2 separate regions of the Homo sapiens genome follow, and region 1 is linked to region 2. Evidence: read pairs that join two places in POLR2A ChIA-PET (ENCODE). Cell type or tissue: A673. All regions are shown on one strand. Links, peaks and the distances in the headings refer to the core of each region. The heading gives the core; the rest is flanking DNA. Region 1 overlaps MED13 (mediator complex subunit 13). Region 2 has its middle 110 kb from the start of MED13.

What was found. ChIA-PET counts read pairs that join two places held together with the same protein. Peaks named below come from ENCODE experiments on the same cell type or tissue, not always from the same donor. Only the 100,000 strongest peaks of a DNase experiment are listed, where the experiment ranks them.
Region 1: POLR2A ChIA-PET joins it to region 2 with 10 read pairs; 2 of 35 experiments call an interaction of 5 or more read pairs at or near these places.

What each region holds. Positions count from the first base shown.
Region 1 is chr17:62,011,073-62,026,609 of GRCh38, reverse strand. MED13 (mediator complex subunit 13) reads left to right here. Exons shown (of 30, transcript NM_005121.3): 9 at 15,377-15,537. Among named protein-coding and RNA genes, the nearest start is that of MED13, 46 kb to the left of the region's middle. In A673, for the core only: no CTCF peak of the experiment used is centred there; no DNase peak of the experiment used is centred there.
Region 2 is chr17:62,171,284-62,186,820 of GRCh38, reverse strand. No RefSeq gene overlaps it. Among named protein-coding and RNA genes, the nearest start is that of MED13, 110 kb to the right of the region's middle. In A673, for the core only: a CTCF peak has its summit at 7,045 (motif pointing right); a DNase peak (open chromatin) is centred at 7,080; H3K27ac peaks cover 582 bases.

The DNA.
Region 1 (15,537 bases), core at 4,323-12,322, 160 kb after region 2:
TTTTTTTCTCCCTGATTCTTCTGGCCAGGACTCCCCATACTATTTTGAATAGGAGTGAGAGGAGGCATTCTTATCTTGTGCCACTTTTCAAGGGGAGTGCTTCCAGCTACAGTCTTTTTTTTTTTTTTTTTAATGATAAATACAGTGATGGATTTTGTGGAGTAATTTCTTATAACATTCTTTGGGCAGCTGTAGGTGAAATGTTGAAATAAGATTCAGAAAATAGGATTCTGTAAGGGAAGAACTGTCACAAGGGAGCAAAACTCAAAGCATGACAAAACTGTCACGCTTTCTAATGGATTATATTGGTTGAATGATTGGTAGAAGAATAGATGAACGTGGAATTCTTTAGAAATTTATTTAGTTTATAAAGGCCTTTTGATAAGGTTTGGTTATGAGAAGTTTTAAAATTATGTTGCCTAGAGTTTATTATTTTATCCTGCAGATTAAACATAGATCATAGGCTTTTGCATTCAAGTAAACAGTAATGGCCTTGACATCCCTAGTCAGAACTTGTGATGGAATAGATGGTCACCTGTCTTTCTCATGGAAGTGAACCAAACAAATGGAGTGCCTGCAGGTTAGGGCCAAGGTTTTTCTTACATTTGCTCTGTTGGTTTGAATATATAATAACAGACTCTCTCAAGTGTGCTGTTATGTTTTTGCATAAATTGAATATTCTTATGGAGGCTCTTTGGATTAAAGAATACGTAATTTTTAAAAGTCTGGCAACTTTGTTGAAAATTTACCTCTGTTAGAGAGATTGGAATAAAAACAAGGATATATTTAGCTATTGTTTAGCAGTTTAAAATAGCTAAAAAAACCACACCTAATCTGAACATAATTTGTATAAGAATGGGGGTCAGCAAACAGTGATGAATTCGCCATATTTGGCCCACTGCCTGTTTTGTATGGCCTGTAAGCTGAAAATGATTTTTTTTAATTTGTTTGAGACGATATCTCGCAGACAGGAGTGCAATGGTGTGATCTCGGCTCACTGCAACCTCCGCCTCCCAGGTTCAAGCAGTTCTCCTGCCTCAGCCTTCAGAATAGCCAGGACTATAGGCACGCGCCACCATACCTGGCTAATTTTTTGTATTATTTAGTAGAGACGGGGTTTCACCATGTTGGTCAGTCTGTTCTCAAACTCCTGACCTCAGGTGATCCATCTGCCTTGGCCTCCCAAAGTGTTGGGATTATAGGTGTGAGCCACCATGCCCAGCCAACTGAAAATGATTTTTACGTTTTTTAAAAGTTGAAAAAAATAAAGAATGTTTTATGGTATGTGAAAGTTGTGTGAAATTCGGATTTCAGTATTGATAAATAAGGATTTATTAGAACACAGCCACATTCATTTATTTACATATTGTCTGTGGTCACTTTTACCCCACAATGGCAGAGTTGAATAGTTGTGACACAGTCTGGCCCCCAGGGGATAAAATATTTACTCTCTGGTTCACTACAGAAAAAGTTTGCTAATCCCTGGTCTAAGACTAAAAGAATGCTTAAATGTAAGTAAGCTTTTCCCAAACTACCATTTGACCGAGCAATCCTATTACTGGATATATATACCCAGAGGAATATAAAACATTCTGTCATAAAGACACATGCACGGGAATGTTCATAGCAGCACTATTCACAATAACAAAGACATGGAATCAACCTAAGTGCTCATCACTGACAGCCTGGATAAAGAAAATGTGCATGTACACCATGGAATACTGTGCAGCCATAAAAAAAAATGAGATCATGTCTTCTGCAGGAACATGAATGGAGCTGGAGGTCATTTTCCTTAGCAAACTAATGCAGGAACTGAAAATTAAATATTGCCTGTTCTCACTTATAAGTGGGAGCTAAATGATGAGAACTCATGGACACAAAGAAGGGAACAACAGACACTGGGTCCAGTGGAGGCTGGGAGGAGGGAGAGGAGCAGAAAAAATAACTATTGGATACTAGTCCTTTAATACCTGTGTGATGAAATAATCTGTAAACAAACCCCCATGACATGAGTTTACCTATATAACAAACCTGCGAATTTACCCCTGAACCTAAAATAAAAGTTGAGAAAAAAATAAATTAGGATTTTCTTTCCCACTAGTGGAATTTTTATCAAATAGTTCTGTTTTAGTTCCTAAACTAGACTTTTTTATTCTTTTTGAAAAGGTGGATTTTAAGTATTTTGTCTAAAATGGTTTTAGAGGAAGGCATTAAAATATGCATGTTGGCAACACAGGTTTAAATTCTTGGTCTTTAAGCTGAACTTTTATTTTTAAAAAGTTGTTTTCTCTTGTCCAGGCGCAGTGGCTTATGCCTGTAATCCCAGCACTTTGGGTTGCTGAGGCAGGTGGATCACGTGAGGTCAGGAGTTCAAGACCAGCCTGGCCAACATGGTGAAATACCATCTCTATTAAAAATACAAAAATTAGCCAGGCATGGTGGCACACGCCTGTAATCCCAGCTACTCAGGAGGCTGAGGCAGGAGAATCGCTTGAACCCGGAAGGCAGAGGTTGCAGTGAGCCAAGATGGCGTTACTGCACTTTGGTGTTGGTGGCAGAGCGAGACTCCGTCTCAAAAAAAAAAAAGTCATTTTTAAAAGTATTTTCAGAAATTTCTCAGAGGCATATAGAGATTTAATATGCTAAAATTTTACATAATCGATACGTGTGACTTGCTTTGGTTAGTTTGCTCCTTTAGTAAATACAGCATTTCTAATAATTTACTTAAAAAAATTAGTATTACATTTTGTACTTTAGGTCTTCTGCCCACCACAAATCTAGCTTATTTCTTAAGTGAAGGTAAGACAGATAGACAGTGAGCTACTACATGTGTATCCTCTTTGCCATAGAATATATAGGAGGTTGGGGGGCATACATTGATAACTGACTCTGTTAAATCGGCCTCTAGCTCGCTCTCAAATCCATTTCTGCTTTTTCTCTGTTCTGTTCTGTATTGCAGGGAATTAAATTTCCTAGACTCGTTTGCTTTCTGGAGTTGGCTAATAGGAGGCACTAACAGAAGATTGGAGGGTGAGAGGAGGGAAGAAGCCAGGGTCTTTCCCCAGTCCCTTTTTGAGCCAACTCCAGCAGCAGCTCCCTTGTGTCCTATTAACACAGCCCCTTCCTCATGGTCCCAGTTACTACTGAGCAGATCCTGCTATGGTTCTAGCACCATCCTGAGCTTCTGGGATATGGTGAGACTACATCATCTTATTGTCCTTTCAGTGCTAGAAGTCATAGAAGCTCCCTGCTATTACTAGTCTCTGGGTTTCCTCACTTTCCTCTGTTTTGTATAACCGGTTCTCTATAGTGAATTTCTTCTGTGTGAAAGATAGGTCTGGACCCTGCCTGATAACATTGGCTTCTCTTAAAAATTGATTTGGGAAGAAAAAAAATTCATAACTGTAACAGACAATTTACATGAATAGAAATTATTTTAAGAAATTTAAAGTATATGAATAAAGCCTAAGTTCCCCTTGACCATCCTTTCTCTCCCCCAAGCCTACTCACTCTCCCTAGAAGTGGCTAGTTGCCAATTAGATACTATTTCTCCATACTTAATTTTATGTATTCTCCTCTCAACACATAAATATTATTATTTTTTTAGAGACTAGCTGTGTCGCCCAGGCTGGAGTGCAGTGATGAAATCATGGCTCATTATAGCCTCAAACTCCTGGGCTGAAACGATCCTCCTGCCTCAGTCTCCCAACTAGCTAGAACTACAGGTGTGTGCCTCAATGCTCGGATAATTTTTAAATATTTTGTAGAGACGGGGTCATGCTATGTTGCCCAGGCTGGTCTTGAACTCCTGGGCTCAAGCGATCTTCCTGCCTCAGCCTCCCAAAGTGCTGAGATTACAGGCATGAGCCACCATGCCTGGCCTCACATAAGTATTATTCTGATTTATTTTTCACAGCTAATTTTTTTCACTTAATGTGCCTCAGATCTTTCCATATTAGTTACTTATATAGCTCTGCTTCATTGTTTAAAAATTTTCCTGTGGCTGGGTGTGGTGGCTCATTCCTGTAATCCCAGCAGTTTGGGAGGCCAAGGGAGAAGGATTGCTTGGGGCCAGGAGTTCAAGACTAGCCTGGACAATGTAGTGATAACTCTCTTTTTTAAAAGAAAAATGAAAAAAATGTTATTAATATTCCACTGAATGGAAGTATCATAGTTTATGTAATCATTCTGGATTTGATGGACATACAGTTTGTTTCCATAGGTGTTTTTTGCTTGTGCTTGCTTTAAAAAAAAAGTAATACTGCTGTAACTATCAATTATTTAGTAGGTTTTTTTGAATCCTTACTCTGTGACAGAAGGTGTCCTAGGCTCAGAATACACTAGCTAACAAAGCTCCTGCTATTATGAAGTCTGCATTCTCTTGGAAGTGAGGCAGATAATTTGTTTTTAAGAATATATATATATATATATATATTTTTTTTTTGAGACAGTCTTGCTCTGTTGCCCAGGCTGAAGTGCAGTGATGCCATCTCAGCTCACTGCAACCTCCGTCTCCTGGGTTGAGGGGATTCTTGTGCCTCAGCCTCCTGAGTAGCTGGTGCTACAGGTATATACCACCACATCCAGATTAATTGTTGTATTTTTAGTAGAGATGGGGTTTTACCATGTTGGTCAGGCTGGTCTCAAACTCCTGACCTCAAATGATCCACGTACCTTGGCCTCCCAAAGTGCAGGAATTACAGACGTGAGCCACTGTGCCCAGGCTTTAGAAGGATTTTAAATCCTTTTTAAATTTGAATGAGTGCTGGGAAGGAAATAAACTAGGTGGGTGATGTGATAAAGAGTTGTAGGCGAGAGGGCTATTTAAGTACGTGTGACATCAAAAAAGGTTCTACCGATTTTACTCACACTTTTTGCATATAGAAAATGTTGGTTTTTCTTGTGATTTCACTGATCTGAGAACTATCCTCAAAATTATTTTTTGCCATTATAATAAGTGAGAAGCATAAAATTGTTTGTCGCATTTTTCATTAGCGAGATTGAATAGCGCACATTTACTGATATTAGACTTTAGTGTGGTGGAATGTTCATAGGAAAACTGCACATAGAAAGCAGGCTGCTCGCCCCGTCCGGGAGGTGAGGGGCGCCTCTGCCCGGCCGCCCCTACTGGGAAGTGAGGAGCCCCTCTGCCCGGCCAGCCGCCCCGTCCGGGAGGGAGGTGGGGGGGTCAGCCCCCTGCCCGGCCAGCCGCCCCGTCCGGGAGGGAGGTGGGGAGGGGTCAGCCCCCCGCCCGGCCAGCCACCCTGTCCGGGAGGGAGGTGGGGGGGTCAGCCCCCCGCCCGGCCAGCCGCCCCGTCCGGGAGGTGAGGGGCGCCTCTGCCCGGCCGCCCCTACTGGGAAGTGAGGAGCCCCTCTGCCCGGCCACCACCCCGTCTGGGAGGTGTACCCAACAGCTCATTGAGAACGGGCCATGATGACAATGGCGGTTTTGTGGAATAGAAAGAGGGGAAAGGCGGGGAAAAGATTGAGAAATCGGATGGTTGCCGTGTCTGTGTAGAAAGAGGTAGACATGGGAGACTTTTCATTTTGTTCTGTACTAAGAAAAATTCTTCTGCCTTGTGATCCTGTTGATCTGTGACCTTACCCCCAACCCTGTGCCCTCTGAAACATGTGCTGTGTCCACTCAGGGTTAAATGGATTAAGGGCAGTGCAAGATGTGCTTTGTTAAACAGATGCTTGAAGGCAGCATGCTCATTAAGAGTCATCACCACTCCCTAATCTCAAGTACCCAGGGACACAAACACTGAGGAAGGCCGCAGGGTCCTCTGCCTAGGAAAACCAGAGACCTTTGTTCACTTGTTTATCTGCTGACCTTCCCTCCACTATTGTCCTATGACCCTGCCAAATACCCCTCTGCGAGAAACACCCAAGAATGATCAATTAAAAAAAAAAAAAAAAAAAAAGAAAGCAGGCCAGGTGCAGTGACTCACGCCTGAAATCCCAGCACTTTGGAAGGCCAAGGCGGGAGGATCACGAGGTCAAAAGATCGAGACCATCCTGGCCACCATGGTGAAACCCCATCTCTACTAAAAGTACAAAAAAAAATTAGCCGGGCGTGGTGATGCACACCTGTAGTCCCAGCTACTTGGGAGGCTGAGGCAGGAGACTCGCTTGAACCTGGGAGGCAGAGGTTGCAGTGAGCCGAGATCGTGCCACTGCACTCCAGCCTGGCAAAAGAGCGAGACTGTCTAAAAAAAGAAAAATAAAAAGCAAACTACAGTATAAAGTGGGTTACAGAAAGTCTCAATGATGTATTCATATGTAAAAAATTAAAGGAGCTGCACACTTAAATGTGCACTATTTATTGTAAGTTATACCTCAATAAAAGGTTTTCTTTAATCTTCATAAAAAAAAAAAGAAAGGCTGCTAAGTAAAAAGCAATACATTAAATTTCTCATGTTAACATTAAAGTACTGCATACCTAACATCAATAGGAAAAAATAATCTAAAAGGATTACTCTGTTGGTTTGTGCTTTGAGGACAATTTCTTTTTTTTACAAAGATTGCTCAATGTGGTTGTGTTCTAGCATGAAGTTCAGTTGTTTGGCCTTGCGCAGTGGTTCACACCTGTAATCCCAGCACTTTGGGAGGCCGAGGCGGGCGGATCACAGGGTCAGGAGATCGAGACCATCCTGGCTAACGCAGTGAAACCGTGTTTCTACTAAAAATACAAAAAAATTAGCCAGGCTTGGTGGTGGGCGCCTATAGTCCCAGCTACTCGGGAGGCTAAGGCAGGAGAATGGCGTGAACCTGGCAGGCAGAGCTTGCAGTAAGCCGAGATTGTGCCACTGCACTCCAGCCTGGGTGACAAGAGCGAGGCTCCGTCTCAAAAAAAAAAAAAAGAAAAAAAGAAATTCAATTGTACTCTCTAAAGAAACTAGCTTTTAGAAAGAGGTCTGTATAGAAGAAAAGGGCTGATTTAATGTTGTCAAAAATTTAGAGAACTGCTGCTATTAGTATGTAGCCCCAGTTAATAGTTTCTTACTCTTAATAGCTGGGTAAGTGAATGTATGGCCATTTACTTTTCACATCCCTTGTACACTTGGGACATAACTAAATAGTTCACCTCAGATGAATGGAGATCCTATTTCTCCTACTGCCTTGCATAAAATAGACTAATTCTCAAACTTTTTTGTCTCAGAACTTATTTACAGTCTTAAAAAATTACCGAAGACTGCAAAGTACGTTTATTACATCTATTTATATTTTAGAGAAATTTTAAAGCACCACTTATTAAAAACAATAATTTCAGTGCATATTAACATGAATAAAATAGACATCCACTATATTTTCCAAAACAGTAGCCAAAAAGCTAATTGAGTGGCATTGTTTTACAGTTGTGCAAGTCTCTTTAATATTGAGTGTAGTAAGATAGTTGAATTCTTATATCTGCTTCTGCATTCGGCCTATTGCTGGATATTGTCTTGGTTGAAGTATATGAAGAAAATCCAGCCTCATGTAGCTATGCAATTGGAGAAGGGAAGAGAGTATTTTAATAACTTTTTCAGATAATTGTGGATATTCTTCTTTGATACTACACCAAAAATTGACAAGTGGTAGTTTCTTAAGGGTTGGTTGGAATGTGGAATCTAAAGCCCTGTCAGTGGTTGTACTTCACTAATAACTGAATGGATCTTTCGATTTTGTAACATCATGCATTGGTCATTTGAAAAATATCAGTTCACTGGGTTATATAGATCTGAATGTTGGCACATTTTGTTATATATACTCATCTCTAAATATCCGTGTAGGATCGATATTCTAGAACCCTCACAGATAACAAAATCTACGGATGCTCAAGTCCTTCATATAAAATGAGTTAGTATTCATATAACCCGTATGCATCCTTCAGTATACTTTTTTTTTTTTTTTTGAGATAGGGTCTTTGCCTCTGTTGCCCAGGCAGGAGTGCAGTGGTGTCATCTTGGCTTACTGCAACCTGCCCCTCCCTGGCTCGAGCGATTTTCGTGCCTCAGCCTCCCAAGTAGCTGGGACTACAGGCATGCGCCACCACGCCCAGCTAACTTTTTGTGTGTGTGTATTTGTAATAGAGATTGGGTTTCACCATGTTGGCCAGCCTGGTCTTGAACTCCTGGCCTCAAGTAATCCACCCACCTCAGCCTCCCAAAGTGTTGGGGTTACAGGCATGAGCCACTGTACCTGGCCCTTCAGTGTAAACAATCTGTAGTTTGTTTATAATACCTAATACAATGTGTTACGTAAATAGTTGTTATACCGTATTGTTTTTACAATTTATATTATTTTTTATTCTTGTACTGTTAACTTTTCATTTTTGAAAAATAATATTTTTCATCTCTGGTTGGTTGAATTTGAGGATGTGGAATTCAGCCAATGCAGAGTATCAAAATATTTCATTCATTAATATTGCCAGTGATCTCACCTGAAAAGTATTTAAGTATTAGAAAGCTCAAGCACTGTGTCAGATAGTTTTCCAAAATTCTAAATATTGCAGTGGTACCAACTGTATTAGCAGTAGTAGTCATTGTTTAGCAGTCAAGCTCAAAATGATTAGTTCTTCCTTAAATGACAAACTCATTTTGTTCATGTTTGATAACCTAATAAACAAATCTGCCAAATGACCAAATATGGATAATCTTAGTTTATCTACCAGTCCTTTGTTCTTCAAATGGTGTTTCATGAAAAAAGCTAGTTTCAGCTTGTAACTCAGTCGTACAAGCGCTTTTCCTCAAAATAGCCATTGTACTTCAAATCTATAGCAGAAATGCTTTATATGCACTACCTATTTCTTTATACAGAGTGTAAAAAGATTGTATAAGGATTGAGATTAATAAAAATTATTTTTGCTGTCTTCATGAAGGACATTCTTAAGTGATACTATCATAAAAAACAACAAACTGAATGTGTGGTGGTGGAGAAAGCAGTGACTACTACTGCTAGTACAGTTGGTACCACTCCCTTTGATTCATGTTCAGTTGCTAGAAGTTTTGCTGCCTATTGTTTTTGCACCATCTTTGTAAATTTCAACATAATAAAAAAGTCAGATACTGTTTTGATGCTATTATGAAAATAGTTTTGAACCCCTGTAGCCCCTGAAAAGGAGGGTTCATAGACCATACTTTGAATTTAGTAGACAAATATTTGAATAATTGATGAGTTAATGATACTGTTATTTTTTCCTTTTTATATTCTTTTTTTCAGTTTCTTCTCTTGATTTAGAAGTTTGGTGTTCTATTTTTGTTCTTTTGTTAATTGAATTAATCATTTATTATGCCTGCTTTCCTTAAAGTCTAAAGTTAGAGTCTACGCTCTTTTTATGGAATGAACAAAGACCTTGGAATACTTTAATCTTGCTCCTCAAATCTTTCATGCTTTTTTTTTTTTTTTTTTAGCATTTTAGTTCTACTCTGTTTTGTTATTAGAAACTTCAAACATGGACAAAAGTAAGCGAATTGGGCAATGAATTCCTGTTTATCAACCATTCGTATTCACTTACTGTGTTTGCTTCAACTAGACCTTTTCTCTTGCTGAAGATCTTTAAAATTTGTTTAATTTACTTTATTTATTTATTTATTTATTATTATTATTATATATTTTTTGAGGTGGAGTCTCATTCTGTCACCCAGGCTGGAGTGCAGTGACGTGATCTTGGCTCACTTGCAACCTCCACCTCCTGGGTTCAAGTGATTCTCCTGCCTCAGCCTCCTGAGTAGTTGGGATTACAGGCGCCTGCCACCACACCCGGCTAATTTTTTGTAGTTTTAGTAGAGACGGGGTTTCACTGTGTTGGCTAGGCTGGTCTAGAACCCCCGACCTCAGGTGTTCCGTCCGCCTTGGCCTCCCAAAGTGCTGGGATTACAGGCATGAGCCACCATGCCCAGCCCAATATATTTTATTGAACTTGATTTATCTAAAATATTATTTTGACATACAGTAATTGTGATGAAACATTAGTGATATTTGGCATTTCTTTATTTTATAACATGTCTTGGAAAATTGGTATTTTACATCTATAGCACATCTCAATTTGGACTAGCCACTTGTCAAGTGTCTAATAGCTACATGTAACTTGTGGCTACCATTATTGGATAGTGCAGCTTTATAAATTAGGTAGAAATAGGACTGAAGGGCTGGAAGATACAGAAAAGATGAATTTCTATTCAATATTAAGAATTTACCTTCTAGCAGTTGGAGCTATTTGATGAGGGGGATGCATCTCCTTATACAGTAGTATGGTCCTTGTCATTGAAAGTATTCAAAAAGAACCCATTCAAGCCAATGAGGTGGCTCTTGCCTGTAATCCCAGCTACCTGGGAGGCTGTAGTGAGCGCTAATCGCGGCACTGTGTTCCAGCCTGGGCAACAGCATGAGGAAAAAAAAAGAGAAGGGATTATTCATACGTTGGGTAGGACCTGCTGGGTTTTTTTTTTTGTTGTTGTTCTTGGTTTTTTGTGTTTTTGAACAAATTTCTGTGTTTAAAAAAAAAAATGCTCTTTTACAAAGTTCAGGCTGGGTGAGTGGCTCATGCCTGTAATCCCAGCACTTTGGGAGGCTGAAGTGGGTAGATCACTTGAGATCAGGAGTTTGAGACCAGCCTGGGCAACATGGCAAAAACCGGTCTCTACTAAAAAAAAAAAAAAAAAAAAAAAAAAAAATATATATATATATATATATATATATATATATATATATATGTGTATAGTGTGTATGTGTGTGTGTGTGTATATATATACACACACACATACACACTATACACATATATATAGTGTGTGTGTATATATATAGTGTGTATGTATATATATAGATATATATAGTGTGTGTGTATATATATATAGTGTGTGTATATCTATATTATATATATATATAAAATTAGACTGATGTGGTGGCAGGTGCCTGTAATCCCAGCTACTCGGGAGGCTGAGGTGGGAGAATCATTTGAACCTGAGAGGCAGAGGTTACAGTGAGCGGAGATCACGCCACTGCACTCCAGCCTGGGCAACAGAGCGAGACTGTCTCAAAAGTTAAATAAATAAAATTAAAAGTTCAAACAGTACACAAGAATATAAAATTAAAAATTAACAGGTTCCCCTCTTATGTATGTAGGTCTGCCTGTTGCTTTCTTTCACACAAATGGAATCATGCTGTATTTCTGCAACTTATTGTTTTTTTGATAAACAGCCTGGGTGTTTATCCATGTTAGCACTTACAGATTCATTCTTTTTAAAAAGTTCATAATACTGCATTTTATAGATATGTAATACTTTATTTGGCAAATCCTTATGCTATGCTCTTGATAAAGGTTTTTAAAGCAAATCTTAAATATTACACTTCTGCAGTACTTCAGTATGCGGCTCTAAAAAATACGAATATCTTCTTACATGAATATAATTCTACCGTCATACCTAATATTATGATACCTTGTCCAGATTTTCTCAGAAATGTCTTTTTGTAGATAGTTTATTTGACTAGGATTCAAACAAGGAGTAAACATTTGGTTGTTATGTTTTCTAAATCTCTCCTTTTAGTTGTCTCCTGCTCCCTTTTCATGACATTGACTCGGTTGGTAAAACTAGGTCAGTTCCTCCTATAGAGTGCCCCACATTCTGGATTTTTCGTTTTACTTGTCATGTAATTTTACTTCTTTCAGTGTAATTTAATTTCTTCCTTTTTCCTTTGCATTTCTATAAATGGAAGGTAGCTGTAGAGCTGAGCTATCCAATACTAGCTGTGTTAGTAACTACTATTGGCTATTTAAATTTACAGTAATTGGATTTAAATACAATTAAAAATTCAGTTCCTCAGCTGGGTACAGTGGTTCATGCCTGTAATCTCAGCACTTTGGGAGGCTCTCTTGAGTCCAGGAATTTGAGGTTACAGTGTGCTATGATTGTACTGCATTCCAGCCTTTTAAGAGACAGAGCAAGACTTGTCTCTTAAAAAATTAGTTCCTCAATTGGACTAGCCACAATTCAAGTACTCAAGAGCCATATACAGGCTGGGTGCAGTGGCTAATGCCTGTAATCCCAGCATTTTGGGAGGCCGAGGTGGGTAGATCTTTTGAGGTCAAGAGTTCAAGACCAGCCTGACCAACATGGTGAAACCCCACCTCTACTGAAAATACAAAAATCAGCCCAGTGTGGTGGCGGGCACCTGTAATCCCAGCTACTTGGGAGGCTGAGGTGGGAGAATCGCTTGAACGCAGGAGCCAGAGGTTGTGGTGAGCTGAGATCGTGCCACTGCACTCCAGCCTGGGTGACAGAGTGAAACTGTGTCTCAAAATATATATATATATATATATAAAAACATATACAGAACTTCCCATCATCATAGAAAGTTCTAGACAGTGCTCAGTGCTGATCTGGGGGCTTGATTACTTGATTAGACTCAACTTCAATATTTTTGGCAAGAGTACTTCATAGATGGTGGCTGTGTTGCTTTGTATTATGTTACGTCAGAGAGAGACAGTATCTGGTTGTCCCATATCTAGTAATGTTAAGATTGATTAGGTGGGGATCAGCCTGACCCTTTCATTGTATACTTTTTTTGTTTGTTTGTGTTTTTGGTGGGGGGTGGGACAGAGTCTCGCTATGTCGCCCAGGCTGGAGTGCAGTGGTGTGATCTCAGCTTGCTGCAACCTCCACCTCCTGGGTTGAAGCGATTCTTCTGCCTCAGCCTCCTGAGTAGCTGGGATTACAGGTGCCCACCACCACGCCCAGCTAATTTTTGTGTTTTTAGTGGAGACGGGGTTTCACCATGTTGGCCAGGCTGGTCTTGAACTCCTGACTTCATGATCCACCTACCTCGGCCTCCCAAAGTGCTGGGATTACAGGTGTGAGCCACTGCATCTGGCCTTATTGTATAGTTTGTAATAATGTTGACAATGAATAAAGACAATTTATCTTCTTCCTCCGAAATCTCTGACCTCTTTCTTGCCTTATTGCATTGGGTAAAACGTTCAGTAAAATGTTAAATGTTGAGAGCTAATATTCTTGCTTTGTTCTTAATCTTGAGAAATTATTCATGCTTAAACATCAAGTAAGATATTAGTTGTAGTTTTTCATAGATATCCATCAGATCAAGCAAATTTTCTTTTATTCCTTGCTTGCCGAGTGTATATAAATAGGGGTTGAATATATTAATAGTATTAATAGGGTTTTTTCTATAGTTATTGAGATAATATGGTTTTCTTTTATTCTGTTAATGTGATGCATGATATTTTTTTCTTTTGAATGCTACACCATACATTCCCAGAATTAACTTCATTTGGTCATGATGTGTTATTCTTTTATATTTTGCTGGTTTGAGTTGCTGATATTTTGTTAATTATTTACATCTGTGTTCTTAAGAGATAATGGTCTATGGTTTTCTTTTTGTGTAATATCTTTGATTTTAATATTAGGATAATGGTGGATTTCTCCTATGTCCTTTTGAAACGAGTTTGGTTTTTTTTGATAACTTTGGTTCTTTTTTTTCTCTATGCACAATAAGATATCTCAGGCTCTGTACAAAAAGGTGTCTCGGCCGGGCGCAGTGGCTCACGCCTGTAATCCCAGCACTTTGGGAGGCCAAGGTGGGCGGATCACGAGGTCAAGAGATCGAGACTATCCTGGCCAACATGGTGAAACCCCGTCTCTACTAAAAATACAAAAATTAGCTAGGTGTGGTGGTGCACGCCTGTAGTTCCAGCTACTTGGGAGGCTGAGGCAGGAAAACTGCTTGAACCTGGGAGGCGGAGGTTGCCGTGAGCCAAGATTGCACCACTGCACTACAGCCTGGCAACAGAGTGAGACTCGGTCTCAAAAAAAAAAAAGTGTCTCAGTATGTCTTCTCAACAGAGTTTTTCAAATAAGTGCCTGTCACTGCTTTTTAATACTCTTTCTGGATAGCTCTGATTCAGCAAAAAAGTAAAATTTAAAAAGTAAAACCTAATGAATACTGAATGTGTAAACTCCATATCTTACCACATTTTAAAAGTTTCTTGGCCAGGCACGGTGGCTCATGCCTGTAATCCCAGCACTTTGGGAGGCCGAGGTGGGCAGATCTCCTGAGGTCGGGAGTTCAGGACCAGCCTGACCAACATGGAAAAACCCCGTCTCTACTAAAAATGCAAAATTAGCCGGGCATGGTGGCCACATGCCTGTAGTCCCATCTGCTAGGGAGGCTGAGGCAGGAGAATCGCTTGAACCCCGGAGGTGGAGGTTGCGGTGAGCTGAGATCATGCCATTGCACTCCAGCCTGGGCAACAAGAGCGAAACTCCCTCTCAAAAAAAAAAAAAAAAAAAGTTTCTTAGTGTAAAAATAATGTTATGTGTATATATATCTCTCATTGAGTGGAAATCTCAGTGCGCACTGAAAGAAATCTTTTTTTTGTTTGTTTTTGTTTTTGTTTTTTTTGAGATGGAGTCTTGCTCTGTCACCCAGGCTGGAGTGCAGTGGCGTGATCTCGGCTCACTGCAACCTCTGCCTCCTGGGTTCAAGCTATTCTCCTGCCTCAGCCTCTCGAGTAGGTGGGACTACAGGCGCGTGCCACCACACCTGGCTAATTTTTTATTTTTTGTAAGGACGGGGTTTTACCATGTTGGCCAAGCTGGTCTCGAACTCCTCACCTCAGGTGATCCGCCCACCTCATCCTCCCAAAGTGCTGGGATTGCAGGTGTCAGCCACCATGCCCAGCCTAGAAATCTTAAACTTAACAAAATTGTTTGATTTTTAGGTGTATCATTTAAGTTCTTCGTTTTAGAATTGCTTCAAATTATGAGGAAGAAATTATTTTAGGCATTTTCTTTCCCTTTTCTAGTCAGTTTATTCTTTTTGTAGTGCTAAGTATTTGGAGAAGGTAGGTATGGTGTGAGGCCCATCAATCAGTCAATTCTAGCACTTTCCAGACTGATGTAACTTCTATTTAGTAGAGTAGAATACGCTTTCTGGCCAGTTGCTGTAGGATTGTAGGTGATGACTAAGCTTAGCCAAGCCATTAATTTATAATAATTACTAACAGGAAATATCAGGTACATTTAAAAATGAGTAAATTTCAAGCCTTGTTATACCTTTTAACCTTAACTAGAATCTTACCTCTATATTTAAATTAGATACTAAAATATTTAAATCATGTAAGACATAATCTTTGGCTGTCTGATCACATGGCTATTAAATGAGCATGAGATAATTGGCTTTTATGAATGTTTCTGCATGCCCTTATATTTTATTTAGGTCACGAGCAAAGTATTTTTTTCCCCTTTCAAATTCAAATTATTTTACTTTTAGTATTACATGTGAAAAAGAAATGATAACCGAAGTGTCTAATACTATTAACTGGTATTATACTTCGCCATAATAGTGATACTGTAAATATGAAACCTTTATTTTCACTTTTCAGGCACAAAAATCTCAAGTCAAGAAATGCTGGACAACAAGGACAGGCACCATCTTTAGGTCAGCAACAACAAATACTTCCTAAGCACAAGACCAATGAGAAGCAAGAAAAGAGTGAAAAGCCACAGAAACGCCCCTTGACTCCTTTTCACCATCGTGTGTCTG
Region 2 (15,537 bases), core at 3,496-11,495:
TATACGCCAAAGGAGCTGCAGGACCTAGATCATAGATTCCAGCAGGAGCCAGCAAAGTACATCTGGCACTATATCTTGAGGGTGGTGGATCAAGGAGCACTGAATAAAATTGGATAACAGAGTCTATCGATGTGGGGCCAATATCCCATAATACAAGATTTAACAACTATTGAAGATCCCAGGTGATGGTGCTCTTAAGCTGCTTGGTAGCCTCTCAAAGTTTGGAAAAAGCAATGATCCATTGTAAGTGAAGTAGAAATGCTAGAACTATCATGGACCATGGTGGAGGAAGGGATCAAAAGGCTGAATGCAGTGGGCACATTAGAGTGGATATTCTGCATAATGCCAGACTACTATGGCATGGGAGGGTCTAGAGGGCACTGTATTTAGAAAGCAATGAGGAATGCACTGACTGAGGGACACTGGCGTGTTGGGAAACTCACTGTAGCTGTTACATATGGGTCAGTGTTCATGGTAGCAAATGCTGCCACAGAACTGGGCTCCCTGAGAGTAACGGGCAGGATCCCAGGAGATAGCATTTAACCCTCAGATGCAAGCTGGGCACAATTAGCATAATGAGTGACACCAGGGAGGACCTGATCCAAGGAGAGCTATGGAGAAAATTAATAAGAATATGAAGTTTTGGCTGGGCGTGGTGGCTCACGCCTGTAATCCCAGCACTTTGGGAGGCCAAGGTGGGCAGATCATGAGGTCAAGAGATCAAGGCCATCCTGGCCAACATGATGAAACCCCGTATCTACTAAAAATACAAAAATTAGCTGGGCGTGGTGGCACGTGCCTGTAATCCCAGCTACTGGGGCGGCTGAGGTAGGACAATCGCTTGAACCTGGGAGGCGGAGGCTGCAGTGAATCAAGATCACGTTACTGCACTCCAGCCTGGCAACAGAGCAAAGACTCTGTCTCAAAAAAAAAAAAAAAAAAAAAAAAGAAAAAAAATTAATTGTTAGCATTTAACAAAAATGCCATTTCAAATCAATGGGGAACAGATGTACTATTCACTAAAAGAATAAATCCAGTGATGGAATCAGGTGATGGTGAAGCAATTGGAAAGCCATCAAGATATAAACTGGAGCCATGGTTCATATCACACCCCCAAATTACTCAAATGAATCAAACAGAAAAAGTGAAACAATAAAAGTGCCAGATGGAAAGAAAAAAGAACATTTTATTCCCGGGGGCAAGATCGATGGAGCAGCCAAAAAGCCAATTGTTCAATATGTACAACCAGAAGAAATCAAAGATGGGTGATTAGGAGTTTGAGGGCAGTCACCCCAATAACCCAGAACCCAGAACTTGACTGAAGGAGAGAGTAGGTTTCCAGGAAGAAGTGCCACAGCAAATGTATATGATCGTGATTCCCCCAATCCTTCTCCAAGGAAACCAATGGCCATTTCCTCAGGAAAGGGTAATTCCCAACCATTTTGAGGGCTGTTGGATATAAGGCCTGAGTTAACACTGATGCCTGGAGACCCAAAGCGTCACTGTGGTCTCCCTGTTAAAGTGGGAGTATATTGGGGCTAGGTAATACATGGAGCCTTTGACCCAGGTCTAGTTCACGGTGGGTCCAAAGACCCACCTGATTTTCTGTCTCCAGATGTATAATGCCAATGTAATATGACATGGAAATACTTGGGAGTTGGAAGAACCACCCCATCATTGCTGCTCCCCATCATTGCTGCTCCCCATCATTGCTGTCAGGGACTAGGATTTTACCCTCCTTACAAACCATTAGCCTGTTATTGTTTCATGTTTGTTGGTTGAATATGAGACTCTTGGGTCAGAGACAAAGGACTTTATCAGACCACAGCAAGCAGTATCAGTGTCATGTCTGCATCTGTTCCCCTTGCCCCCAGTTCCCATAGAGGCGATGCAGAGGATTTTTTTTCCTTCAACTTTTAAGTTCCAGGGTACATGCGCAGAAAGTGCAGGTTTGTTGCAAAGGGGAACGTGTGCCATGGTGGTTTGCTGCCCAGATCAACCTATCACCTAGGTATTAAGCCCAGCATCCATTAGCTATTTTTCCTGATGCTCTCCCTCCCAGAAACCCCCTCCAATAAGCCCCAGTGTGTGTTGTTCCCCATCATGTTTCCATGTGTTCTCATCATTCAACTCCCACTTAGAAATGAGAGCATGCGATGTTTAGTTTTCTGTTCCCGCGTTAGTTTGCTGAGGATAATGGTTTCCAGCTCCATCCATGTCCCTGTAAAGGACATGATCGCATTCCTTTGTATGGGAATCCACTTTTTTTTTTTTTTTTTTTTTTTTTTGAGACAGAGTCTCACTCTGTCGCCCAGGCTTGAGTGCAGTGGCTCCATCTTGGCTCACTGAAACCTCTGCCTCCCAGGTTCAAGCGATTCTCCTGCCTCAGCCTCCTGAGTAGCTGGGATTACAGGCACCCACCACCATGCCCAGCTAATTTTTGTATTTTTATTTATTTATTTATTATTTTTATTTTTTTTGAGACGGAGTCTCGCTCTGTAGCCCAGGCTGGAGTGCAGTGGCGCGATCTCGGCTCACTGCAAGCTCCGCCTCCCGGGTTCACGCCATTCTCCTGCCTCAGCCTCCCAAGTAGCTGGGACTACAGGTGCCTGCCAACACGCCCGGCTAATTTTTTCGTATTTTTAGTAGAGACGGGGTTTCACTGTGTTAGCTAGGATGGTCTCAATCTTCTGACCTCGTGTTCCGCCCGCCTCAGCCTCCCAAAGTGCTGGGATTACAGGCGTGAGCCACCGCGCCCAGCCTAATTTTTGTATTTTTAGTAGAGACGGGGTTTCACCATGTCGGTCAGGCTGGTCTCGAACTCCTAACCTCGTGATCCACCCGCCTCGGCCTCCCAAAGTGCTGAGATTACAGGTGTGAGCCACCGCGCCTGGCCGGGAATCCACTATTTTTATAAGCAGTATGCAAGTCTACTCTTTGTCCTGGAAGTAGATGTTAGCTCATCTCTCAAGGTTTATTGCTGTGTGTACAACCCTGAGAAATCTCCTAAGTAGAGAGAAGTCAAGGTCTTGTCTTCCCAGCATATTAGCAGGAATGTGCAGGGATACTCAGAATCCAGGGTAGATTGCTTCTCCCAATAATTTCTTCTTTAGACTATAAGAGTAGGGCTATCATAGTGGAGGAGGCCAAGTAGAAACCTCTAAAACTACTCCCTCCTCCTCCATCCAAGAGAGTAAATAAAAAACAGTATTACACTCCAGGGAACACAGCAGAGATTAAAGCCACCTTTGAAGACTTCACGAATGCAGGACTAATGTTTTCCCCACTTAATTCTGACCTTAACCAGAATGCAGTGGTCCACTGTTAAGTGAAATAGAAATGCTAGAAATGCAGGAACTTCAGATCCTGAAGGATGTGGCAAACTCATCCAAGGAGTAGCCCCAGTTGTGCTTGCTGGGTTACAAATGGTATTTTTGTTAGAGCAGATTAACATGGCTTTAGGTGTGTGGTATTAGCCATTAATCTGGCCAATGCATTTTGTTTGTTTGTTTGTTTGTTTGTTTTTGAGATGGAGTCTTGCTGTTTTGCCCAGGCTGGAGTGAAGTGGTGTAATCTTGGCTCACTGCAACCTCCACCCCCCGGGTTCAAGTGATTCTCCTGCCTCAGCCTCCTGAGTAGGTGGGATTATAGGTGCCTGACACCATGCCCGGTTAATTTTTGTATTTTTTACTAGAGACGGGGTTTTGTCATGTTGGCCAGGCTGGTCTTGAACTCCTGACCTCAGGCGATCCACCCGCCTCAGCCTCCCAAAGTGCTAGGATTACAGGCGTGAGCCACCACACCCGGCCGCATTCTTATCCATTCCTAACTGGAAGAAGTTCACATTCGTGTGAGATGGACAACAATATACATTTACAGTCTTGCCCTGGGGTTGTGTTAACTCTCTTGCATTCTGTAGAAATAAATTCTGAAAGGAACTTGACCATCTGAACACCCCAGAATATTACATTGGCCCACTATATCAATGACATTATATTATTTGGACCAGATGAGCAAGAAATACAAATACTTGTTGGAGGCCTGGATAAGACATGTGTTCCAGAGGGTTCTATAAAGATTCAGGGGCCTGCCACAGTAGTGACGTTTTAGTGGCTTCAGGCATACTAGGATATCTCCTTCCAAAGTAAAGGTCAAATTATTCCATCTTGCACTTCCCACGACTAAGAAGCAAGCATAATGCCTACCAGGCTTCTTTGGGCTCTGGTGGCAGCATATTACCTACTTAGGAACACTGCTTTAAACCTTACCAAGTGACAAGGAAATCTACCAGCATTGTATGAGGCCTAGGGCAGGAAAGGGCTCCATAGTGGTTTCAGGTTACAGTATGAGCAGTCCTGCTTCTTGGGCCATGCGACCCATTATATCATATAGTTTTAGAAGCGAGATCAGCCTGGCCAACATAGCGAAACCTCGTCTCTACTGAAAATACAAAAATTAGCCAGGTGTGATGGCACACACCTGTAATCTCAGCTACTTCGGAGCCTGAGACAGAATGGTTTGAACTCTGGAGGTGGAGGTTGCAGTGAGCTGAGATGGTGCCACTGCACTCCAGCCTGGGTGACAGAGCAAGACTCTGTCTCAAAAAAGAAGAAAATGCATTGGCCAGGTGAGGTGGCTCACACCTGTAATCCCAGCACTTTGGGAGGCTGAGGTGGGTGGATCACGAGGTCAGGAGATCGAGACCATCCTAGCTAACAGGTGAAACCCTGTCTCTACTAAAAATACAAAACAATTAGCTGGGCGTGGTGGCGGGCGCCTGTAGCCCCAGCTACTAGGGAGGCTGAGGCAGGAGAATGCCGTGAACCCAGGAGGCAGAGCTTGCAGTGAGCTGAGATTGTGCCACTGCACTCCAGCCTGGGCAACAGAGCGAGACTCCGTCTCAAAAAAAAAAAAAAAAAAAAAAAAGCGTCATGTGAGGTTTATGCCAGCCCCAATAACAGGCGCGCACCACCACACCTGGCTAATTTTTGTATTTTTGTGGAGACCGGTTTTGCCATATTGGCCAGGCTGGTCTTGAACTCCTGACCTCAGGTGATCTGCCTGCCTCAGACTCCCTTAGTGCTGGGATTACAGACATGAGCCACCATGCTGGCCAAGGAGGAACAATACCGAGACTGGTTCATGGATGGCTCAAGTTATACTCTGATGTGGTTACAAGCTGAAAACAAACTCTGCTAACTACAGTCTCTCTCAGGACTAGCCCTGAAATAAGAAGTGACAGGAAATCCTCCCAATGTTTAGAGATTTGGGGAGTGTGCTGATCATCTGCTTTGTGTAGAGAGAGACACATGGCTCGAGGCAAAAGTATATATGAGCTCATGGCAGTAGTGAATGTCTTCATTGGTTGCTCAGAGGCCTGGAAAGAGAAATATTAGAATATGGGAGGCCTGGGGTATGGGGAAGATATAGGTCCATAGATCTACAGGAATGGACATGAAATGTGAAGATCTTTGCATCACATGCTAATACCTGCTCCTAGCAGCCACCATGGGAGAGGCACTGAACAATAGGAGTGCACTAGGCAGAATGACCCAGCTAGCTGCTACCAGTCCCACAGGGCTGGCACAGTGTGCTCATAAATGGAGTTTATTAATCCACTTAGGCTACAGCAAAATACCACAAAAAATGTGGCTTAAGCAACAGAAATTTGTTTTCTCACAGTTCTAGAGAAAGTCCAAAAATCAAACTGCCAGCAGGGTTGGTGTCTGGTTGCAGATGGCTGCCTTCATCCTGTGTGCTCACATGCCCTTTCTTCAGTGCATGGGAGGTGGAGGGGAAGGCAGGCACATGCAAGAATAAGTGCTCTCCATGTCTCTTATAAGGGCACTAATCCTTTTGGATCAGGGCCCCACCCTTATGACCTCACTTAACCTTAATTACTTCTTTAGAGGCCCCATCTCCAAATACAGCTATATTGGGGGCTAGGGCTCCAACATACACATTTTGGGGGAAAATAAACATTTAGTCCATAGTAGTGAGTATCCACATTGGAAAGGATAGAAGCTACTCAAGGGCCCAACGTCATTTATAAAGGCTGCTGTAACTTACCCTAGTGCTGAATGTTCAGTCTGCAAGCAACAGAGACCAAAAATAAGCCCTCAATATCACAATATGCCTTAAGGAGACCAAGCAACCACAGTATTGATTGCCCTGCTATCCTAAAAGGGGCAATGAGCTGTCTTCTTGGCAATCAACGTATATCCTGGGTATGGATTTTCCTTCCTTTTTTTCTTTTTCTTTTTTTTTTTTTTTTTGAGATGGAGTCCTCTCTGTTGTCCAGGCTGGAGTGCAGTGGCACAGTCTTGGCTCATTGCAACCTCCGCCTCCCAGGTTCAAGCAATTCTCCTGTCTCAGCCTCCCAAGTTGCTGGGACTACAGGCGCATGCCACCACGCCTGGCTAATTTTTTTTGTATTTTTAGTAAAGATGGGGTTTCACCATATTGGTCAGGGTGATGTCAAACTCCTGACCTCAGGTGATCCACCCACCTTGGTCTCCCAAAGTGTTGGGATTACAGGCATTAGCCACCTCGCCTGGCTGGATTTTCCTTTCTTACTTGTGTTGCCTCATCTAGCACCACTGTCCAAGGGTTTATAGTGCTTCACTCACCATGATGGGAACCCATAAAACATTGTATTGGCTCAAGGGATCCACTTAACAGTAAAGGAGGTATGTCAGTAGGACACTTTACCATGGGATCCAGAGGTCCTATCGTATTCCATGCTACCCAGAGACATCTGGCCTGACAGTAATGGGATGGCCTTTGAAAGCCAGCTGAGACACCAGCTTAGAGTTGATAGATGGCGTCCTACAGAATGCAGTATATACCCTAAGTCAGTGCCCGTTATATAGTGCTGTGTCCCTAAAACGGTAGAATGTGTGAGTCTGGGAACCAAAGGGTAGAAGTAGGAGTGGCTGTTTATCATCCCTCCCAATAGCTCACTTAGGGAATTTGTGCTTCTAGGTTCTGTGGATCTAGAAGTCTTCAATCCCAGAGGGAAAATATTTCCACCAGGGGACACAAGAGTTCTAGTAAACTGTCAGTCACATTAGGCACTTTATACCAGGATACCAGCAGGCAAGGAAATGAGTCATCATCCTGTCAGGAGGAATTGCCCTCATCAGGAGGAGATAGGACTGCTGTCACATGATGGAGGCAGGGAAGAGTAAGTCTGGCACCCAAGTAATCCACTGGGGTTTCTCTTGATATTCCCCTGCTCAATCTTTTTTTTTTTTTTTTTTTTTGAGACAGGGTCTTGCTCTGTCGTCCAGGCTGGCGTGCAGTGGCACGATCTCAGCTCACTGCAACCTCCACCCACCAGGTTCAAGCAATTCTCCTGCCTCAGCCTCCCAAGTAGCTGGGATTACAGGCATCTGCCACCACGTCTGGCTAATTTTTGTATTTTTTGTAGAGACGGGGTTTCACCATGTTGGCCAGGTTAGTCTCAAATTCCTGACCTCAAGTGATCCACCCACCTTGGCCTCCCAAAGTGCTGAGATTACAGGTGTGAGCCACTGCACCTGGCATCCCCTGTTCAATCTTGACATTAACAGAAAAATGCAGCATCACAGCCTGAGAAAGAAAGATATAATAATCAGGGACTCCTACTGCTCATGGAAAAGGATCAGGGTCCATCTCTCAGATAGGCCAGTTAGACCAGAAGAGGTGCTGGTTGAGGGTAGAGGTAATCTGGAATGGGCAGTAGAGAAGGAAGATGATGAGTATTGATTGTGACCTTGACACCAGCTGTGGTATTGGCGGGGGCAAGGATGTGGTTCATCCCACTGTCTTTACAAGTTTCCTTAGGAAAAGAGACCAATAAGAACCCTGAAGGAACTCTTCCAAGATGGAGTGAACTTATTCTATGAAACAAGTGGACTCAAAAGGTGCAAGGAGTGCACTGTAGTGGGTGCTATGGTGAGTTGCCCAGATTCTCTTTTCAGGATGGAGGCTCTCATTTACCCAGCTGCCGGGAGTGTTGGCAGCTGATGGTTCTCAGCTGAGTCATTCTCTGGAAATTTCCTTCAGCTAAAGAGAATCACCTTGCCCAACCAAGGTCAGACCTTGGGGGCAGTCACATCCAATGACTGCTTGATGAGAGGGCCTACCCTGAAGGTAATTCCAGCTCCAGAGGTCCCTGTAGGCTCAGCTGAGGCTTCTGTCAAATTGCACTGCAGATGGATTCAATCCTACTCAATCCTACTTCGTTCCCTCTAAATTCTCCCCTTAATAAACCTCCTGTATGCAGCTTTCAGAATCTTAGGGCCTGTTTCCTGGGGAACCTGACCTACAACACAAGGTCTGCATGCAGATGGAGTTTGGGGTTCAGCATTTCTTACAACATCCCAGGTAATGCCAATGCTATCAGTATGCAGAATTCAATTTTGGAATCAGATTTATGGGGACATAATTTACATGGAGTTAAGTTGTACTCTTTTTCAGAGTATGTTTTAATGAGTTTTCAAAAATGTACAGAGTCACACAGTCACCACCACAGTCAAGATACGGAACATATCCATCACCCCCAAAAGCTCTCTCATGCTCCTTTGTACCCAATCCCCTATCCTCACTTCCATTTTCTGGCAATCATTAATCTCGTAACTGTCCCTTTGGTTTTGATTTTCTAGAATGTCATATAAATGAAATAATATTACATATAGCCCTTTGAGTGTCACTTCAATCACGTACCATGGTGTTTTGAGATTTATGTATGTCATTGAATGTATTGGTAGTTCATTCCTTTTTATTGCTATGTAGCATTTCATTGTATGGATGTATCACAATTTGCTTATCCGTCCCCAGTTGATAGACATTTGGATTTTTCCAGTTTGGGGTGGTTATAAACAAATCTGGTATACATTTGCTAGCAGTTCTTTCTATGGAAATGTATTTTCATTTATTTTGGGAAAACGCCTTGGAGTAGAATTGCTGAGTTGTGTGGAAAATGTATGCCCAACTTCCAAAGGAGCTGCCACACTGTCTTCCACAGAGAATATACTATTTTGCTTTCCCATCAGCAATGTCTAAGAGTTCCAGTTGCTCTACATCCTCTCCAGGACTTGGTATTGTAAGTTTCAAAAATTTTCAGTCATTCTAGTAGGTGTGTCATTATAGTGTGGCTTAAATTTGCCTTTACCTAGTAAATTATGGTGAAAGGCATCTTATGTATTTGTTAAACACTTGTTTCTCTTATTTTGCAAAGTGTCTGTTCAACTCTTTTGTCCATTGAGTGGGGTGGGGGTTGCCTTTTTTTAATCTATTGAATTGAAAATGTTGGCCGGGTGTGGTGGCTCCTGCCTGTAATCCTAGCACTTTGGGAGGCCAAGGTGGGTGGATCACGAGGTCAGGAGTTCAAGACCAGCCTAGCCAAGATGGTGAAACTCTGTCTCTAGGAAAAATACAAAAATTAGCCAGGCATGGTGGCGGGTGCCTGTAATCTCAGCTACTCCGGAGGCTGAGGCAGAGAATTGCTTGAACCTGGGAGGCAGAGATTGCCGTGAGCCGAGATTGCGCCACTGCACTCCAGCCTGGGGAACAGAGCGAGACTCTGTTTCAAAAAAAGAAAATATTATTTGTATATTATGGGTAAATATATGGGTAAAGTGTTGTTTATATATCCTTGATCAGCTATATCTTCGCAAGTTTTTTCTCCCAATTTGCTCTTTTATCTTTTGGCTTGTCTTTTTATTTTCTAACAATGTTAGAAATTTTAATTTTGAGACTGTGTCTCAAAAAAAAAAAGGTTCATGATTTATACTTTTTACAGCCTATCTATGAAATCTTTCCCTACCCCAAGGTCACAAGACTGTCTACTAGATGTTTTAGATTTTACATTTAGGCCTATAATCTATTCCCTAAAAATCTTAAATTTTGGGCTAATTTTAAAAACATGGAAAAGAATCAAAGTCAGCTTTTTGTTTGCTTGTTTGTTTTTGCAGGTAGATGTTGAATATTCCAGAACCATTTGTTGAAGAGACTATCTTTTTCCTATTGAATTATTTTGGCACTTTGTTAAAAAGCAATAGACCAGGTGGGGCATGGTGGCTCAAGCCTGTAATCCCAGCACTTTGGGAGGCCAAGGTGGGCGGATTACTTAAGGTCAGGAGTTTGAGACCAGCCTGGCCAACATGGTGAAACCCCGTTTCTACTAAAAAAAAAATACAAAAATTAGTCAGACGTGGTGGTGGGTGCCTGTAATCCCAGCCACTCAGGAGTCTGAGGCAGGAGAATAGCTTGAACCTGGGAGGCGGAGGTTGCAGTGAGCCGAGATCACACCACTGCACTCCACCATGGGTGACAGAGCGAGACCCTCTCTCAAAAAAAAAAAAAAAAGACCATAGATGTGTGGGTCTATTTCTGGATTCCCAATTCTGTTCCATGGATCTATATCTACCCTTATATCAATACCACACTGTCTTGATCACTGTCCAGCTTTATAGTAAATCTTGTGATCAAGTAGTGTGAGTCCTTCAACTTTGTTCTTTTTAATCCAAATTGTTTTAGCTATTCTTCCAGGTAGAATTTCTTTTTTTTTTTTTTTTTTTTTTTTGAGACGGAGTCTCACTCTGTCACCCAGGCTGGAGTGCAGTGGCACGGATCTTGGCTCACTGCAACCTCCACCTCCTGGGTTCACGCCATTCTCCTGCCTCAGCCTCCTGAGTAGCTGGGACCACAGGTGCCCACCATCATGCCTGGCTAATTTTTTGTATTTTTAGTAGAGACGGGGTTTCACTGTGTTAGCCAGGATGGTCTCGATCTCCTGACCTCGTGATCTGCCCACCTCGGCCTCCCAAAGTGCTGGGATTACAGGTGTGAGCCACAGCGCCTGGCCAGCTTATCAATTTCTACCAAAAAAGACTGCTAAGACTTTAATTGGAATTGCACTGAATCTATAGATCAATTGACATGTGAATATTGTATCTTCCAGCCTTTGAACATGGCATATCTTTCCATTTATTTAGGTCTTGTTAATTTCTGTGATCAGTGTTTTATAGTTTTTTGCAAAACATATTGCCCATTTTTGTTATATTTATCCCTAAATATTTTAATTTGGGGTGGCATTATACATGATACTTTATAAAATTTCAATTAATTTTTCAATTAATAAAATTTCATTGCAAGTACATAGAAATAGAATTTTTGTATATTGACCTTGTATCTTGCAACCTTGCTAAACTCTAAGAACTCTTTTTTTTTTTTTTTTTTTTTTTTTTTTTTTTTTTTTTTTTGAGACAGAGTCTCACTCTCGCCTGGGCTGGAGTGCAGTGGTGCAATCTCGGCTCACTGCAACCTCTGCCTCCCAGGTTCAAGCGATTCTTCTGCATCAGCCTCCCAAGTACCTGGAATTACAGGCACATGCCACCACTGCTGGCTAATTTTTGTGTTTTTAGTAGAGACAGGGTTTCACCATGTTGGCCAGGCTAGTTTTGAACTCCTGACCTCAGGTGATCTGCCTGCCTCAGCCTCCCAAAGTTCTGGGATTACAGGCGTGAGTCACTGCGCCCAGCCAATGCTAAGAACTCTTAAGAGGAGAAAGATTCAATTCATATGTCTGATCAGATAGTTTAAATAAGAACTCTACATTACTCTTTAAAGCAATTTTTTATTTTCATATTTATTTATTTTTGACATGGAGTCTGCTCTGTCACCCAGGCTGGAGTGCAGTGGCGTGATCTCGGATCACTACAACCTCCACCTCCCTGGTTCCAGCAATTCTTTTGCCTCGGCCTCCCAAGTAGCTGGAACTACAGGCACACGCCACAATGCCCAGATAATTTTTGTATTTTTAGTAGAGACGGGGTTTCACCATGTTGGTCAGGCTGGCCTCGAACTCCTGACCTTAGGTGATCTGCCCACCTCGGCCTCCCAAAGTGTTGGGATTACAGGTGTGAGCCACTGCGCCTGGCCAAGAACAGCAATTATATGTCACAATTATATATCATAAGAACAGTGTTAAGATGGCAACAAGGGGCCGGGCACAGTGGCTCATGCCTGCAATCCGAGCACTTTGGGAGGCTGAGGCCGGAGAATCACTTGAACCCAGGAAGCGGAGGTGGAGGTTGCCGTGAGCTGAGATTGCACCACTGCCCTTCAGCCTGAGCAACAGAGGGAGACTTTCTTCATCAAAAAAAAAAAAAAAAAAAAAGGATGGCATCAAGGGAATCCAAATAAAAGAAAAAGAATAACGTAACCTCCCACCACCCCACAAATCAACTGTTTCTTTAGTTCAACTGTTTCTTTAGTTCCCTTTCCAGGTTTCCAGATTTAATCACAATTTTATTCTCTGTTTTTCTTTAATTACTCATAAGCATTTTCATAAGCTATATAGTGCTTCTAGTTATAATTTTAAATAGCTGTATTCTATTTTATTAAGTACATGTACCATAATTGACTTAACCTTTCCTCTATTTCTGTTTATTAGAGAATAAATTCTCAAGAGTGGGATTTCTGAGCCCAAGGATTTGAACACTTCTATGGTTATTGAAATGTACTGTCAAATTGTACTGCAAATGAGTACAGGATTTCTACATTGTAAAATTCATTTCTGTGTGACACACAGTGCTAGCACACTACTCTGAAAGACAGATGGAACTCAGAGAAATGAAGGGAACAGAATGTAGATAGGTAAAGGTTGGAGTATTGATGTCAAGATAGGCATAACACACAGAACATTCAGGAACAATGGTTGGAATGAAGTTTGAGTAGTGAGTAGTTTAAGTATAGATTCACATTTTGGAATCAGATTGTGGAATGCCAACCTGAGGAACTGAGACTCCATTCTGTAGGCAATGAAAAGCTGCTGAAGATTGATAAAATAACAATGATGTTTTATTTTTTATTATTTTTTCTTTTTTTTGAGACAGAGTCTTGCTCTTGTAGCCCAGGCTGGAGTGCAGTGGTGAGATCTCGGCTCACTGCAACCTCTGCCTCCCACATTCAAGCCATTCTCCTGCCTCAGCCTCCTGAGTAGCTGGGATACAGGTGCCCGCCCCCATGCCCAGCTAATTTTTGTACTTTTAGTAGATACAGGGTTTCGCCATGTTGGCCAGGCTGGTCTCAAACTCCTGACCTCAGTTGATCCACCTGCCTCAACCTCCCAAAGTGCTGGGATTACAGGCGTGGGCCACCACATCTGGCTAACAATGATGTTTTATAACTATGACTATGGATGAATTAGAGGGAAGGGAGTTGAGAGAAGAAAGATGGGTAGATGAGGAGATAGAGAAATAGGGAGATCATTTTGAAATTATCACAATATTCCAGAGATTAGAAGCCAAGATTGATGACACATAAAATTGAATGAAAAGCTTCCAGGTTAATGATGGCAGATCAGTTGGGCTTGATGTACCTTCCCTTAATTTCTTTTGAAAAATGCCTGAAGAAGCCTGGGCGGGTTGGCTCACGCCTGTAATCCCAGCACTTTGGGAGGCTGAGGCGGGCGGATCATATGAGGTCAGGAGTTCGAGACCAGCCTCAACATGGAGAAACCCCGTCTCTACTGAAAATACAAAAAATTAGCCGGACGTGGTGGTGCATGCCTGTAATCCCAACTACTCAGGAGGCTGAGGCAGGAGAATTGCTTGAACCTGGGAGGCGGAGGTCGGTGAGCCGAGATCGTGCCATTGCACTCCAGCCTGGGCAACAACAGCGAAACTCTGTCTCAAAAAAAAAAAAAAATCCTAAAGAAACAAAAAAAAATTGTAAAGATATACACACAAAAAAACAAATCGGCATTGATACTGCAAATTGAAAAATGAAGACTACATGCCAAAATTTTAGGTTCTTTTTCCGGATTGCATCATGATTTGGTTGGACTGAGAAACTCCCAATGATTCTCTTTTGAACCTGTGTCCAAGAATAGAGGAAATATTGACTCATCCTCGCCATCTTACCCGTTATCTTCCTTTACCCCAAGAGGAAGAGGCTGTACTGGCCAGAAAAGCAGAAAGTTATCTCCCAAACACAGAATGACCCTTCTCTAGGGTGACTATTAGGATGGGGGGTGCTGGGGAAGTTGTAGGGGGAAAGAAATGGTCAAAGAGGACATTAGCCATAATTCTTTTGTTTGTTTGTTTTTTGAGATGGGAGTCTCGTTCTGTCGCCTAGGCTGGAGTGCAGTAGCGTGATCTCAGCTCACTGCAACCTTCACCTCCCAGGTTTAAGCGATCCTCCTGCCTCAGCCTCCCAAGTAGCTGGGACTACAAGCGCGTACCACCACAGCCAGCCAATTTTTGTATTTTTAGTAGAAATGGGGTTTCACCCTATTGGCCACAAACTCCTGACCTTGTGATCTGCGTGCCTCAGCCTTCCAAAGTGTTGGGATTATAGGTGTGAGCCACTGTGCCGGGCCCATTAGCCATAATTCTAATGCTTACTTTTTTACGATGAGAATGTATTTCAATGTTGCTTTAAAAATTATTTTATTTTTTGAGACAGGATCTCACTGTGTCACCAAAGCTGGAGTGCAGTGGTGTGATCATGGCTCATTGTAACCTTGCACTCCTGGGCTCAAGTGATCCTCCTGCCTCAGTGTCACAAGTAGCTGGGACTACAGGTGTGTGCCACCATACCCAACTAATTTTTTTTTTTTTTGAGGCAGGGTCTCACTGTGTTGACCAGGCTGGAGTGCAGTGGCATGATAAAGGCTCAATGCAGCCTCAAACTCCTGAGTTCAAATGATCCTCCCACTTCAGCCTCCCATAGTATTGAGATTACAGGTGTGAGCCACTACGCCCGGCGGACATTACTCATTTAATTAAAGATATCATTGGGAAAAACAAAGCTCACAAGTACCTGTGTAGACTTTACTACATTTTTCCACTAACCTTTAGCTTTATTGATCACTTAATAATCTTTGCCCGGGTTTCTTGCCATGCTAGAATGGAATACTCTTTTGTAACTCATCTTAAATCCTTGTCTTAGAGTAATGTCCATCTAAGGTTCACGTAGAACTTCAAGATATTTTCATATAGGACTTCAAAGTTCAGGACTTCAAGGTATTTTGCCACCAAAATCTCTGCTCTGGCGTCCCCTGTCACAGCTACTGCCCATGAGGTGACCCTGTCTGTGCCACGTAATAGGGTGTCCTGCCTCAGGTTTCACTTCTTGTTTCTCCCTTCCTTCCTCACAGCTGACACAACAGGAGAGCTCTTTCTGGTCCTCTCCTGGGTATCTCCACACAAGCAGTGCCTGAGGGAAAGGCAGCACTTCAGACAAGCATCCAGCTACCCAGCTACTGGCTCTCACACTGCATAAAATCACCCCATTAGGCCAGGAGCAGTGGCTCACACCTATAATCCCACCACTTTGGGAGGCCAAGGTGGGTGGATCACCTGAGGTCAGGAGCTCGAGACCAGCCTGACCAGCATGGAGAAACCCCATCTCAATTGAAACCAGGAGGCAGAGGTTGTAGTGAGCCAAGATCACGCCATTGCACTCTAGCCTGGGCAGCAAGAGCGAAACTCCATCTCAAAAAAAAAAAAAAAATCACCCCATTAGTCATCAGGAATCTGCCTC